Linked DNA regions of Homo sapiens: region 2 is linked to region 1. Evidence: read pairs that join two places in POLR2A ChIA-PET (ENCODE). Cell type or tissue: A673. All regions are shown on one strand. Each heading gives the region's core, and the rest is flanking DNA. Links, peaks and the distances in the headings are about the cores only.

Region 1 (8,475 bases), core at 1,924-5,923:
CAGAACATTGGTAGGCCAAAGCGGGAAGATCACTTGAGCCCAGGAGATTAAGACTGCAGTGAGTCATGATGGCATTACTACACTGCAGCCTGGGCAACAGAGCGAGACCCTGACTCAGAAAAAAAAAAAAGAAAGAAAGAAAACATACAATAAATTGGTGTTAGGCCAGGCGCAGTGGCTCACACCTGTAATCTCAGCACTTTGGGTGGCCGAGGCGGGTAGATCACCGGAAGTCAGGAGTTCGAGACCAGCCTGGCCAACATGCACTCCAGTCTGGGCGACAAGAGCAAAACTCCATCTCAAAAAATAAAAAAAAATTGGTGTTAAATACAGTCACCCATCAGTGCTATAGAACACTAGAACCTATTCCTCCTACCTAGCTGTGCTTTTGTATCTGTTAACAAACCTTTGGCTAACTCTCCTCCCCAACTATTCTACTCTCTACTTCTAGAGAGAATCGACTTTTTCAGTTCCCACATAAGAACATGCAATATTTATCTTTTTGTGCCTGACTTATTTCACTTAACATCATGTCCTCCAAGCTCATTCATGTTGCCACAAATGGCAGAATTGTTTTCTTTTTAATTGCTAAATAGCATTCCATCATGTATATATATACGCCTTATTTTCTTTATCCACTGATGGACACTAAGGTTGATTTTATATCTTGGCTATTGTGAATAGTACCGCAGTAAACATGGGGATGCAGAATCCTTTTGACATGCTTATTTCCTTTAGTTTGGATATATAACTGGTAGTGGGATTGCTAGATCATATGGTAGTTCTATTTTGGGAAATCTCCATACTGTTTTCCAGTATGGCTGTACTGATTTACATTCCTACCAATAATATATAAGAGCTCCCCTTTCTCTGCATCCTCACCAGCATTTGTTATTTTTTTGCTTTTTGATAACCATTCTAACTAGGACAAAATGGTATCTCAGCCGGACGTGGTGGCTCATGCCTGTAATCCCAACACTTTGGGAAGCTGAAGCAGGTGGATCACCTGAGGTGAGGAGTTTGAGACCAGCCTGGCCAACATGGCGAAAAACCATCTTTACTAAAAATACAAAAATTAGCCGGGTGTGGTGGCAGGAGCCTGTAATCCCAGCTACTCAGGAGGCTGAGGCAGGAGAATTTCTTGAACCCAGGAGGTGGAGGTTGCAGTTAGCCGAGATCGTGCCACTGCACTGCAGCCTGGGTGACACAGCGAGACTCCATCTCAAAAAAAAAAAAAAAAAAAAAGATATCTCATTGTGGTTTTGATTCGCATTTCCCAGAATATTAGTGATCACGATTTTTTCATATACCTGTTGGCCATTTGTGTGTCTTCTTTTGAGAGATGTCTATTTAGCTAATTTTCCATTTTCTTTTCTTTTTTAAAAACAGAGACAGGAAGGCTGGGTGCAGTGGCTCATGCTTGTAATCTGAACACTTTGGGAGGCCGAGGCAGGCGGATCACCTGAGGTCAGGAGTTCGAGACCAGTCTGACCAACATGGTGAAATGCTGTCTCTACTGAAAATACAAAATTAGCCAGGTGTGGTGGCGCATGCCTGTAATCCCAGCTACTCAGGAGGCTGAGGCAGGAAAATCGCTTGAACCCAGGAAGTGGAGGTTGCAGTGAGCTGAGATCATGCCACTGCAATCCAGCCTGAGTGACAAGAGCAAAACTCCATCTCAAAACAAACAAACAAACAAAAATAGAGACGACAGGATCTTGCCACATTGCCCAGGCTGGTCTCAAACTCCTGATCTCAAGTGATCCTCCTGCCTTGGTCTCCTAACGTGCTGAGATTACAGGTGTGAATCACCCTGCCTAGCCCTATTCTGGATATTAATCCCTTGTTGGATAAGTAGTTTGCAAATATTTTCTCTCATTCTGCAGGTTGTCTCTTTACTCTGTTATTTCCTTTGCTATACAGAAGTTTTTTGGTTTGATATAATCTCATTTGTCTATTAAAATATGCATTTATATTTTCATTATGAAAGTAGTAAAAAATAGAGCAAAAAAGGTAAATTTCACTGGTACATGGGTACAATCACTTCTAAAAAATAACTTTACCTAGTCAACTTGAACATGTTCATATCCTGGAATCCAGCAATTCCAGTCCTAGGTATACATCCAGAGAAACTAATATACACTCGCACCAGACCATGTATATAGGAACAGTCATGATCACATTGTTCCTAGGAGCAAAAAATTGGCAATGATCCAAATTCCACCCAAAACAATACTGGCCAGACATGGTGACTCACACCTGTAATCCGAGCACTTTGGGAGGCCGAGGTGGATGGATCACCTGAGGTCAGGAGTTCGAAATCAGCCTGGCCAACATGGCGAAACCCCACCTCTACTAAAAATACAAAAAATTAGCTGGGCATGTTGGTGCACGCCTGTAGTCCCAGCTATTCGGCAGGCTGAGGTGGGAGAATCGCTTAAATCCAGGAGGCAGAGGTTGCAGTGAGCCGAGATTGCACCACTGCACTCCAGCCTAGGATACAAGAGCAAAACTCCGTCTCAAAAAAAAAAAAAAGAATAAAAGAAAAAGAAAAATCTCCAAACACAATATGCTCAACACCTCATCCCACATTTTCCTCTCAAGGCTGCTCCTTCTCCACTGTGTCCCCTGTTCGTGTTCACAGCATCCCACCCTCCCACTCACCCAGGTTGGAAAGCCTCTTCCCTCTGCCTCACCCCAATCAGTTATCAAGTACCACGGATTCCACCTGGAGAATGTCTTGCAAGACTCTCTCCTGCCAGCCTGATTCAGATTGTATTTACCTCTTGCCTGAATCTCAGCTGTGATAGCAGCTAACTGACACTTTTTCCTCCAAGCTCCCCTCTGATCTAACCTTTACCCTACTACCAAGCTTATGATCTTTCTAGAGATGGGGTTTGGAGATTTCTAACAGACAGTTGGAAATGTGGACCTAGAGCTCAGGAGAGAAGTCTTTCCCTTCATCCTCTGCCCTACTTTAGTCTCTCAAACATGTTCAGTAAAGATGCTATAACTTTTTTTTTTTTTTTTTTTTTTTAGACAGGGTCTAATTCTGTCACCCAGGCTGGAGTGCAGTGGCACCGTCTCAGCTGACAGCAACCTCTACCTCCTAGGCTCAAGTAATCCTCCCACTCAGCCTCCCAAGTAGCTGGGACTATAGGCGCATGCCACTACACCAAGCTAATTTTTGTATCTTTTTAGAGACAGGGTTTCGCCATGTTGGCCACACTGGTCTCGAACCCCTGGGCTCAAGTGATCCGCCTGCCTTAGCCTCCCAAAGTGCTGGGATTACAGGCGTGAGCCACCGTGCCCAGCCAAGATGCTGTAACCCAATTATCCTCTCAGTGTAACCAGGACTGGCTGCCTTGATGCCTTCCGGGGTTGTATCCCACTTTAGACTGATATCTGGACCTAGAACTGTGGTCTCTGCCCAGGTGGAATTATGATCCAGTATCCCTTATTTATTTTTTTTTTCAAAATCTACCCCAACATGGCCGGGCACGGTGGCTCATGCCTGTAATCCCAGCATATTGGGAGGCCGAGGCAAGTGGATCACCTGAGGTCGGGAGTTCGAGACCAGCCTGACCAACATGGTGAAACCCTGTCCCTACCAAAAATACAAAAATTAGCCGGGCGTGGTGGCACATGCCTGTGATCCCAGCTACTTGGGAGGCTGAGGTAGGAGAATCACTTAAACCAGGGAGGCAGAGGTTGCAGTGAACAGCAACTCCGTCTCAAAAAAAAAAAAAAAAAAAAAAAAAATTAGCAGGTGTGGTAACTGACCTGTAGTTCTACCTACTCGGAGGCTGAGGCAAGAGGATCACTTGAGCCCAGGAGTTTGAAGCTGTAGTGAGCTATGATTGTGCCACTGCACTCCAGCCTAGGCAATGAGCAATACTCTAAATCAAAAAATAATAAAAATAAAAATGAATGGCTGGGCATAGTGGCTCACGCCTGTAATCCCAGCACTTTGGGAGGCTGAGGTGGGTGGATTACAAGGTCAGGAGTTTGAGACCAGCCTGACCAACATGGTGAAAATCCATCTCTACTAAAAATACAAAAATTAGCCAGACGTGGTGGTGCATGCCTATAATCCCAGCTACTCCGGAGGCTGAGGCAGGAGAATAGCTTGAACCCGGGAGATGGAGGTTACAGTGAGCCGAGATCGTGCCATTGCACTCCAGCCTGGGCAATAAGAGCAAGACTCCGTTTCAAAAAAAAAAAAAAAAAATCTACCCCCGTCTTTGAGTCTTTTCTGCTCAATCAACTTATGGTACTTACTCATAACATCCCAAATTACCCGAGTGACTCTTCTTTCTGTGACCATTTCATTTCCTTCAGTAAGATTCCTGAACCCGAAGTGAGGAGCTCTTCCTTTTGACCAGTAAATCTCTCTCAGCCCTCCAGAGAAAGGAAAATGAAGGAGCAGGTGTAGAAGATAGATGTGGGGGTGGCTGGGACTCTAATTTACTCTTCCTCCAGCTGCTCTTGAAGCTTGCAGGTGCCTCCCTCTTGCCTCTCTGAAATCCACCATGAAGATGTCTCTGCTTGGGCAGAAGTTCCACCGTGACTGACTTTATTCTCCCACCTCCTCCGCCCCCGTGGAATTCTCTCTCTCACACACACATACCTGGACCTGAAAGGAGGCTCTAGCAGCTTTTAAATCAGGTTCTCCAGACAAGCTGGGAGACGGAAAGGAGCATTGCTCCACCCACATGCCAGGCCAGCTGTTTAGTCCTAGGGCACCCGCTGCTCCCACCTTTGTGCCTCCCTGTGGAAGAGGTATCCTCCTGACCTCCCTCTCCTCCCCTCTCCTCATGCCTTCTCTGAGCTCCTTCTGGGCCAGTCATGCTGGCTCACACCTGTAATCCCAACACTTTGGGAGGCCAAGGTGGGAGGATCACTTGGGGCCAGGAGTTCAAGACCAGCCTGGGCAACATAGCAGGACCTTGTCTCTACAAAAAAATTTAAAAATTAGCCAGGTGAGGTCCAGGTATGGTGGCTCATGCCTGTAATCCCAGCACTTTGGGAGGCCGAGGTGGGTGGATCACCTGGGCTCAGGAGTTTGAGACCAGCCTGGCCAACATGGTGAAACCCCATCTCTACTAAAAATACAAAAATTAGGCAGGTGTGGTGGTACACGCCTGTGATCCCAACTACTCGGGAGGCTGAGGCAGGAGAATTGCTTGAACCTGGGAGGCAGAGGTTGCAGTGAGCCGAGATCACGCCATTGTACTTCAGCCTGGGTGACAAGAGTGAAACTGCGTCTCAAAAAAAAAAAAAATTAGCCAGGTGTCATGACGTGCACCTGTAGTCCCAGCTGCTCGGGAGGCTGAGGTGGAAAGATTGCTTAAAGCTGGCTGCAGTGAGCCATGATCACACCACTGTACTTCAGCCTGGGCAATAGAGGGAGACCCTGTCTCAAAACTTAAAATAAAATAAAGAAATAAAGCTCCTTCCATCCTTACAGTTCCATCTTTCTTTTTTTCTTTTTTCTTTTTTTCAAGACAGAATCTTGCTCTGTCCCCCGGGCTGGAGTGCAGTGACACGATCTTGGCTCACTGCAACCTTTGCCTCCCAGGTTCAAGTGATTCTTCTGCCTTAGCCTCCGGAGTAGCTGGGATTACAGATACACGCCCACCACTCCCAGCTAATTTTTGTATTTTCAGTAGAGACAGGGTTTTACCACGTTGGCCAGGCTGGTCTCAAAGTCCTGACCTCAAGTGATCACCCTACCTCGGCCTCCCAAAGTGCTGGGATTATAGGCATAAGCCACCACGCCCAGCGACAGCTCCATCTCACACAACTGATTCTGAGACTCAAGCTCTTAGATTGAGCATGGGAGGAGAACAAAGTTGCAAATATTTCCACTTTAACATTTTTGACCCTGTCGCATTCCATTTCAGAGTTTTATGTCATCTCTGTATATGTTTCTAAAACCATATATTGACCTTTAATTAAATTAAAAAATACATTTCAAGAGCTGAGTACATAGTTATCTTAATGGGAATCTTGGCATCAAGTGAATGGAGGCCTGGATCACGGCCTTGTTCACCTTTGCTGAGTTAGGGGTGGCTTGATGGGAGCAGCCTGAAGTGAAAAGATGTAGGCTCAGTCCCTAATTGCCTGTGTCACTCACAGCATGTGATGGGCAATTCACTTTCTCTCTCATCTAAAACATTAGGATTGATAACACCTGTTCTGCCTTTTTCACAGGATTCCTGTGAAAATTAAATATGGAAACCTTTGTAAAAGTCCCTTGTAGGCCAGGCAGGGTGGCTCATGCCTGTAATCCCAGCTACTCGGGAGGCTGAGGCAGGAGAATCACTTGAACCTGGGAAGCGGAGGTTGTGGTGAGCCGAGATCGCACCACTGCTTGCCAGCCTGGGTGACAAGAGCGAAACTCTGTCTCAAAAAACAAAACAAAAACAAACAAACAAACAAAAAACCCTTTGCAAAGTGTGTAAAATCCTGTACAAAGGTGAGATACTGTGATCATCATCTAGGGCGCCAGCACTGGGAGATGGGGCTTCTACTGTTCGTATCTGTGTAGGATTCCATGGCCCTATGTGACTTAGCTGCCTGACTAGGACCAGAGAGTGTCTCCTTGCCTATTTTCTTTTCTTTCTTTTTTTTGATACGGAGTCTCGTTCTGTCGCCCAGGATGGAGTGCGGTGGTGCAATCTCGGCTCACTGCAACCTCTGCCTCCCGGATTCAAGCGATTCTCCTGCCTCAGCCTCCTGAGTAGCAGGACTACAGGCACCGCCACCACACCCAGCTAATTTTTGTGTTTTTAGTAGAGATGCGGTTTCACTATGTTGGCCAGGCTGGTCTCGACCTCCTGACCTCAAGTGATCCGCCCGCCTCAGCCTTACCCAGCCATCCTTGCCTATTTTCTCAGCTTGATAATGATCCAAAGCAGTACCAGCTTAGCTAGTGTTTGACTGAAGCGAGAGAGAGAGAGAGAGAGAGAGAGAGAGAGAGAGAGAATGAATCAGAGAGAAGTGTGCAGACTTTGGTTTTAGGATTGGGATTTTGCAGGGTGGGTGTCAGAGGACTTGTATGATCAGTGCCTTACTTACCCTTCATTCAACAAAGAATGACTGTCAGGGGTTTGGTCTGAGCTCATGGAGAGAGGAGAGAAGGAAGATGAGAGAGGAGCATATTTGAGGGGGTGTCTACAGTTTTAATTTGACCACAGTTAAGTTTGAAATACTTATTAGAAATGCATGGGAAAGGCCGGACATGGTGGCTCATGCCTGTAATCCTACCACTTTGGGAGGCTGAGGCAGGCGGATCACGAGGTCAGGAGATTGAGACCATCCTGGCTAACACGGTGAAACCCCGTCTCTACTAAAAATACAAAAAATTAGCCGGGCATGGTGGTGGGCGCCTGTAGTCCCAGTTACTCGGGAGGCTGAGGCAGGAGTATGGCGTGAACCTGGGAGGCGGAGCTTGCAGTGAGCCAAGATGGCGCAGCTGCACTCCAGCCTGAGCAACAGAGCAAGACTCCGTCTCAAAAAAAAAAAAAAAGGCCGGGCATGGTGGCTCATGTCTGTAATCCCAGCACTTTGGGAGGCCGAGGCGGGTGGATCACCTGAGGTCAGGAGTTCGAGACCAGCCTGGCCAACATGGTGAAACCCCATCTCTACAAAATATACAAAAATTAGCCGGGCATGATGGCAATGCCTGTAATCCCAGCTACTGGGGAGGGTGAGGTGGAAGAATCGCTTGAACCCGGGAGGTGGAAGTTGCAGTGAGCCAAGATCGTGCCATTGCACTCCAGCCTGGACGACAAGAGTGAAACTCCATCTCAAAAAAAAAAAAAAAAGAAATAGTAGAGAAATCTTTCCCAGAAGGCCTGCAGCCACCTCCTCTTCATGTTTCAGAGGTAAAAAAAAAAAAAAAAATGCACATTTCCATTCTTAAACAGATCTCTAGCAAGATAAAAAGATAATCATCATTGTCTTTAGCACGGATCTATGTGGGGGTGGGGGTGGGTGTGGGAGGGCAGGGGAGTCAGTTTCCCACACAAAATTGGAATCCCAGCACTTTGGGAGGTCGAGGCTGGCAGATCACAAGGTCAGGAGTTTGAGACCAGCCTGACCAACATGGTGAAACCCTGTCTCTACTAAAAATACAAAATTGGCCTGGTGAGGTGGTGTGCACCTGTAGTCCCTGTACTGTAATCCCTGCACCTGTAATCCCAGCTACTTGAGGGGCTGAGGCAGGAGAATCGCTTGAACCTGGGAGGCAGAGATTACAGTGAGCCAACATTGTGCCACTGCACTCCAGTCTGGATGACAGAGACTCTGACTCAAAAAAAAAGAAGAAATAAATAAAGAAAGAAATAAAAACAAAGAATAAAATAAAATAAAATGTTCTTGGGGCCAGGCGTGGTGGCTCACGCCTGTAATCCCAGCACTTTGGGAGGCCAAGATGAGTGGATCACAAGGTCAAGAGTTCGAGACCAG
Region 2 (6,194 bases), core at 2,195-6,194, 280 kb after region 1:
TTTAGGCTCAATTACCAAGAAAAGGTCTTTCAGACCAACATATCTGCCAACTCCACCTCTACTGAAGAGGTCAGAGAATACATAATAAATTTAAAGAGAAGGCAGTTGAAAGCAAACCATGTTGAAAGGTTATGTTTGTATAGCCTACAGAAAACAGGAATGTAGCAGGGAAGGAAAAATGGAGATTTTTCAGACTGTGGCAACATTACTTTAACTTAAAATTATTACCGTCCAGGCTGACAGACCCAATTTTATTTGAATGGATATTTAAAGGGCATTAAAGAGCTAAAGCAAAGTGATTCATTTGCCCTATATTGGGAATTATTTGTAGTACTGATCTCTGTTCAGAGAGATGACTATGGTGGTTATTATCAGAAACACCACTCCCTAGTAGTGCCAAGCAAAACACTGGCTTCTCTTAATCTCATTTTCCCTAAAAACACATTCCCATAGAAACCACAAGAGCAAGTTTGGAGAAAAGATCAACGTAACTTCAGAATTAGTGAATTTGAAGGCCAGTCAATGGAGACACTCATTTAGACTCCTCTCTCAAGGCAAGACTTCTGCTTCTGTATCTCGGCACCCCCAACCTATCAAACTTTCTCTCTCTTTTTAATCAAAATGCTCTTAAAGTCCTACCTTCTCTTTGAAGGAGACAGTTTGGTTAGTTTCTGTTACCTTATGCTTGTTGTACTCTTCTGTACAAAAATGTAAATAATATAGATAAAGTCAAAGTCCTCTTTGCCATGTATCCTCCCTCAATCCAGTCTCCTATCCAGAGGCATGGGCTTGATGAACAGCCTTCCTTCTAGGCCAAATTCTATACATTTACATAAATACATGCTAGAAAGGCAGTTTTATGTGATTAAAGAAAAACACAAATGGTACCATATTGTACACTATTTTATAACTTGTTTTTTCCACTCAACATTTTGTCATAGAGATCTTCTCATGGTAGTGCAACTAGAATAATCTAATTTTTAAAAACAGTTGCCTAGTATCCATGGTATAGAATTTCCATTTTATTTAGCCATTCCCCTACTGATAAACATTTAGATTGCTTACAGTTTATGAAATCAGTTTAGCAGAAATTCAGAAAAGTGGAATTGCTGATTAAAGGGTATATGGATTTAACATTTTAACACACTGCCAAATTGTCCTCCAGAAAGACTTTGCCAATCCCACTGTCACTAAGAGTACCAGACAATACCCATTCATCCTCTTCCACATTTTATTACCAAGTTTTCTCTCTTTTTTTTTTCTTTTTCTTTTTTTTTTTTGAGACAGCCTCACTCATCACCCAGGCTGGAGTGCAGTGGTGTGGTCTCGGCTCACTGCAACCTCCACCTCCCGGGTTCAAGTGATTCTCCTGCCTCAACCTGTAGTTGGGACTACAGGCATGCGTTACCATGGCCGGCTAATTGTTTTGTATTTTTAGTAGAGACGGGGTTTCACCATGTTGGCCAGGCTGGTCTTGAACTCCTGACCTCAAGTGATCCACCCACCTCAGCCTCCCAAAGTGCTGGGATACAGGCATGAGCCACTGCACCCAGCCTTATTATCAAGTTTTCTTATTTTGGCTCATCTGATATGGGGGAAATGTTTTCTTATTTTAATTTCCATTACTAGTGAGTTGACAATCTTTTTATATATTTACTGGTTATTTTTCCTTTCTGTGAACTGCTTATAATGTTTGCTTATTTTTCTAATTATCTTTTTCTTATGAATATGAAGAAAATATTAATCTGCTCTGGATATTAATTGTCATATAAATGTAAATATTTCCTTAGTCAAGTTGTATCCTATGTAAGTAATTTATATGGCTATTTTCTTCTCTTTAGTATTTCTGAATATACCCTTATTCTTTACTCACAATATGCCATGTTCTATTTAAGAACACATCCAGTGTTTTTATTTGTTACGTATATATTCTCTCTTTCTTTTCCTTTCTTTTTTGAGACAGGGTCTCGCTCTTTTGCTCAGGCTGAAGTACAGTGGCATGATCATGGCTCACTGCAGCCTTGAACTCCTGGGCTCAAGTGATCCTACCACCTCAGCCTCCTGAGTAGGTGGGACTATGGATGCACCACCATGCCTGGCTAATTTTTAAATTTTTAGTAGAGATGAGGTCTTGCTGTGTTGCCCAGGTTGTCTCAAAACTCCTGGCCTCAAACCATCCGCCTACCTCGACCTCCCAAAGTGCTGGGATTACAGGCATGGGCCACCACATCTGGCCCATATATATTCTCTTAATTTCATTATGCCTACTAAACATGGAAAGACATCATATATGTAAACATTTTTTGATAATTTCAGACAGTAAGAAGAGCCTGCTTTGCCAGTAAATTCTGACACTACAGTATGGAGAAGCAGTTTGGAATTGTGATCCATCATAGTGGTTCTCAAAGTTGCCTGCATGCTGGAATCACTTGGAGAGTTTAAACATTGCAGATGCCTAGATCCATCCCTGAAGACTATGACTTAATTGGTCTGGAGTGTGGCCGGGGCACTAGGATTTTAAGTTCCCTAGGTGACTCTACTATGCAGCCAATTTTGAGAACCACCAAACTAAAATACTTTTTATCCAGCCCTTTTCAAAAAAATTTTGTAAAATAATGGCAAAATACACATAACATAACATTATCATTTTAACATGTACCATTTAGTGGCACTAAATATGTTCACAATGTTGTATAACCATCATAATTATTTCTAGGACTTTTTTTTTTTTGAGATGGAGTCTCACACTGTCTCTCAGGCTGGAGTGCAATGGTGCCATCTCAGCTCACTGCAACCTCCACCTCCTAGGTTCAAGCGATTCTCCTGCCCCAGCCTCCCGAGTAGCTGGGATTACAGACACCTGCCACCATGCCCGGCTAAATTTTTTTTTTTTTTTAGTGGAGACGGGGTTTCACTATGTTGGTCAGGCTGGTCTCAAACTCCTGACCTCGTGATCTGCCCGCCTTGGCCTCCCAAAGTGCTGGGATTACAGGCATGAGCCACTGCGCCCGGCCTATTTCTAGAACTTTAAAATTATCATCTCAAACAAATTCTGTGCCCATTAAAACGATAACTCCTGACTTCTACCTCCCCATGGTCCCTGGTAACTTATATTTTCTTTCTTTTTTTTTCTTTTTTTTTGAGATGGAGTCTCTCTCTGTCACCCAGGCTGGAGTGCAGTGGCGCGATCTCGGCTCACTACAACCTTTACCTCCTGGGTTCAAGCTATTCTCCTGCCTCAGCGTCCCCAGTAGCTAGGATTGCAGGCACCTGCCATCATACCTGGCTAATTTTTTTGTAAATAATACAAAAAAATTTTTAGTAGAGACGGGGTTTCACCATGTTGATGAGGCTGGTCTCAAACTCCAGACCTCAAGTGATCCGCTTGCCTTGGCCTTCTAAAGTGTTGGTATTACAGGCATGAGCCATCATGCCCAGCCACTTCTATTTTCTATCTTTATCATTTTGCCAACTCTAGAAACCCAATATTTTCCTTCTGTGTCTGGCTTATTTCACTTAGCATAATGTTTTCTACTCTTTGGGTAGAAGAGGTGAGACCAATGTTTTTTCAAAACAGAACAAAACTCTCAAAAAACCTAAGCAGATAACTGACTGACTGTTTTGTAAGTAAAACATCTCAAAAGCCGTGTGAATAACTCCTTCCTAATGAAGCAACCACTCTGCTGAACATTTCAGAAGGTTTACCTGAAACTGCTGTAAATTACTATCCTGTTGCATCATCATGCCACGGGAATATTAAAGCAACAAAGATTGCCCCAATGACAGTAAGAGGAGGGCAGTAAGTTCAAGGAAGGTGAGGGAAGGGAGAAGGGAAAGAAGAGTGGATTTTAATCAATAATACCGCCCAGGTCTTTCCAGTGATGATTCTTCTATAATTATATCTTTGCCTGGATGTCTTCTAATACAGATTCCAAAGAGATTTACCACCTCCCAAGAACAAGAGATGCCTACAGGACCCAAGTCTGGTAAAGAGCAGAACTGATTTTCCACTAGCAAAATCATAATTATTGCTTAAAGACTCTGCAAGAAGCTATGCAATTCCTTGAATTCAAAGCATAGTCTGAGAAACAGCAGCATTGGCATCACCTGGGGGCTCACCAGCAAGGCAGAACCTCAGGCCCATTCCAGACCTACTGATTCCTAATCTGCATTTGAACACCACTTCTCAGGTGACTGCTGCACACTCTGAAGTTTGAGAGGAACTGACTTAGCCCATCCACTAGGCCCTGGTCTGTAGTATCCTAAAAGAAATTTACTAACCTGACTTTCAAAATCTGAAAAAGGAGACTTCATTGTAAATGAATTCTGGGGTTACAGAACCTACCCCAAACTAAGGATCCCTTTTGCTAAGCTTTATCTCAACCTCCTCCAATTCTAAAATAGATATGGAGTAAGTATAGAATAAGTTCCAGCCACTATTCTTAAAGGTGCCTAGAAATCCAAATTTTCATTTTAATAACTAAAAATATCATAGAGCTATGTAGTTTTCTAACGTGCAGACCCACCCCCCACCCCCCTGCCAAAATGAGGACTATAATCCAAGTCATGGCACCAAAAGAAGAGACTAAAAACTTTAATATAGTTATAATAATAAAAACAGAAACTTTCCAGGTAAAACATCCTATTTACTAATAAAGAATCATGCTTTCAACAAAACAAAAAAGACAAAAGACAAAAACCAAGAGAGCTGCTTCCTAAAAGAACAGAGCATTTAGTTCTCACAGAACTGCAGACATTGCTATGTACAATTTTTATATGTGTAGGAGACAAGTTTGAGAGTTTTGGGGCAAGTAAAAAATTCTTTTAAAAAGTAAATGTTGGCTGGGTGCAGTGGCTCACACCTGTAATCCTAAAACTTTGGAAGGCCAAGACCGGCAGATTGCCTGAGCTCAGCAGTTCGAGACCAGCCTGACATGGTGAAACCCCTTCTCTACTAAAAATACAAAAAATTAACCTAGCGTGGTGGCGTCCGCCTGTAATCCAAGCTACTGGGGAGGCTGAGGCAGGAGAATCGCTTGAACCCAGGAGGTGGAGGTTGCAGTGAGCTGAGATCGCACCATTTCACTCCAGCCTGGGCAACAGAGTGAGACTCTGTCTCAAAAACAAAAACAAAAACAAAAAAAGTAAATGTTTAGTGCAGACTAGCTGAAAGAGTCAATCTGAATAATGAACACAATACAGTTTTATACAAAAAAGATTTTTTAAAAAGCACTGGCAATATGAATGCAGCCCTAAGTTCTATCTGTCACTAGCTTGCTTCATAAATTTCATTTTCTATTTATGCCTCAATTTTTTTTTTTTTTGAGACTGCGTCTCACTCTGTCGCCCAAGCTGGAGTGCAGTGGTGTGATCTCGGCTCACTGCAACCTCCGCCTCCCGGGTTCAAGCGATTCTCCTGTCTCGCCCTCCCAAGTAGCTGGGACTACAGGCATGTGCCAGCACACCGGGCTGATTTTTTTTTTTAAATTTTTAGTGGAGACGGGGTTTCACCATGTTAGCCAGGATGGTCTCGATCTCCTGACCTCATGATCTGCCCACCTCAGCCTCCCAAAGTGCTGGGATTACATGCGTGAGCCACCGCGCCCGGCTATTTATGCCTCAATTTTCAATCTGAAAAATATTTTGTTTTCGTAGACACCAGGGAAAAGAAAAAAAAAGCCACCTGTGTTGTCTCACTTAATTGTTGAGAAAAATTAAAATTCTTGGTTCATGAACTTTCTCTAATAAAGCATGGCTGAGAGATGGTATGTTCAGGTTATTCAAAAATGAATATAGGCAATACATATAATTAACATTAATAATTAGTAATAATACCTTGGTGTGATGCTTTAGTTTTCAAAACATTTTCCTACACCAAATTTTATTTTTCTTCCTCTAACTCCTTAAGGTAGGAGGGCATATATTTCATCAGAAGATGAAAGTGAGAACCATGGTTATATGTAGTAGAATTGAGACTAGAGAATAGATCTTCTCACTCTGAGTTAGTATTCTTTCCAATAAATCATGCTAACCTTCTCATTTATAAAGATACAAAATAGTGCAACACATAATATTAGAACAATATTGAATATAATTTACTCTCTTTAGATGATTCAGAATGTATCTTAGGATCCTATATAGATTTCTAAGTTAGGGTCATCAATATCAAGTTATCTCTATACCATTAAGTGCAG

Evidence for each region. ChIA-PET counts read pairs that join two places held together with the same protein. Peaks named below come from ENCODE experiments on the same cell type or tissue, not always from the same donor. Only the 100,000 strongest peaks of a DNase experiment are listed, where the experiment ranks them.
Region 2: POLR2A ChIA-PET joins it to region 1 with 9 read pairs; 2 of 35 experiments call an interaction of 5 or more read pairs at or near these places.

Annotation. Positions count from the first base shown.
Region 1 is chr7:129,978,397-129,986,871 of GRCh38, reverse strand. It overlaps UBE2H-DT (UBE2H divergent transcript), which reads right to left. Exons shown (of 4, transcript XR_007060520.1): 2 at 4,282-4,520. Among named protein-coding and RNA genes, the nearest start is that of UBE2H-DT, 30 kb to the right of the region's middle. In A673, for the core only: no CTCF peak of the experiment used is centred there; no DNase peak of the experiment used is centred there.
Region 2 is chr7:129,696,678-129,702,871 of GRCh38, reverse strand. The region is part of intron 5 of NRF1 (nuclear respiratory factor 1); the gene reads right to left. Among named protein-coding and RNA genes, the nearest start is that of MIR182, 71 kb to the left of the region's middle. In A673, for the core only: no CTCF peak of the experiment used is centred there; no DNase peak of the experiment used is centred there; H3K27ac peaks cover 698 bases.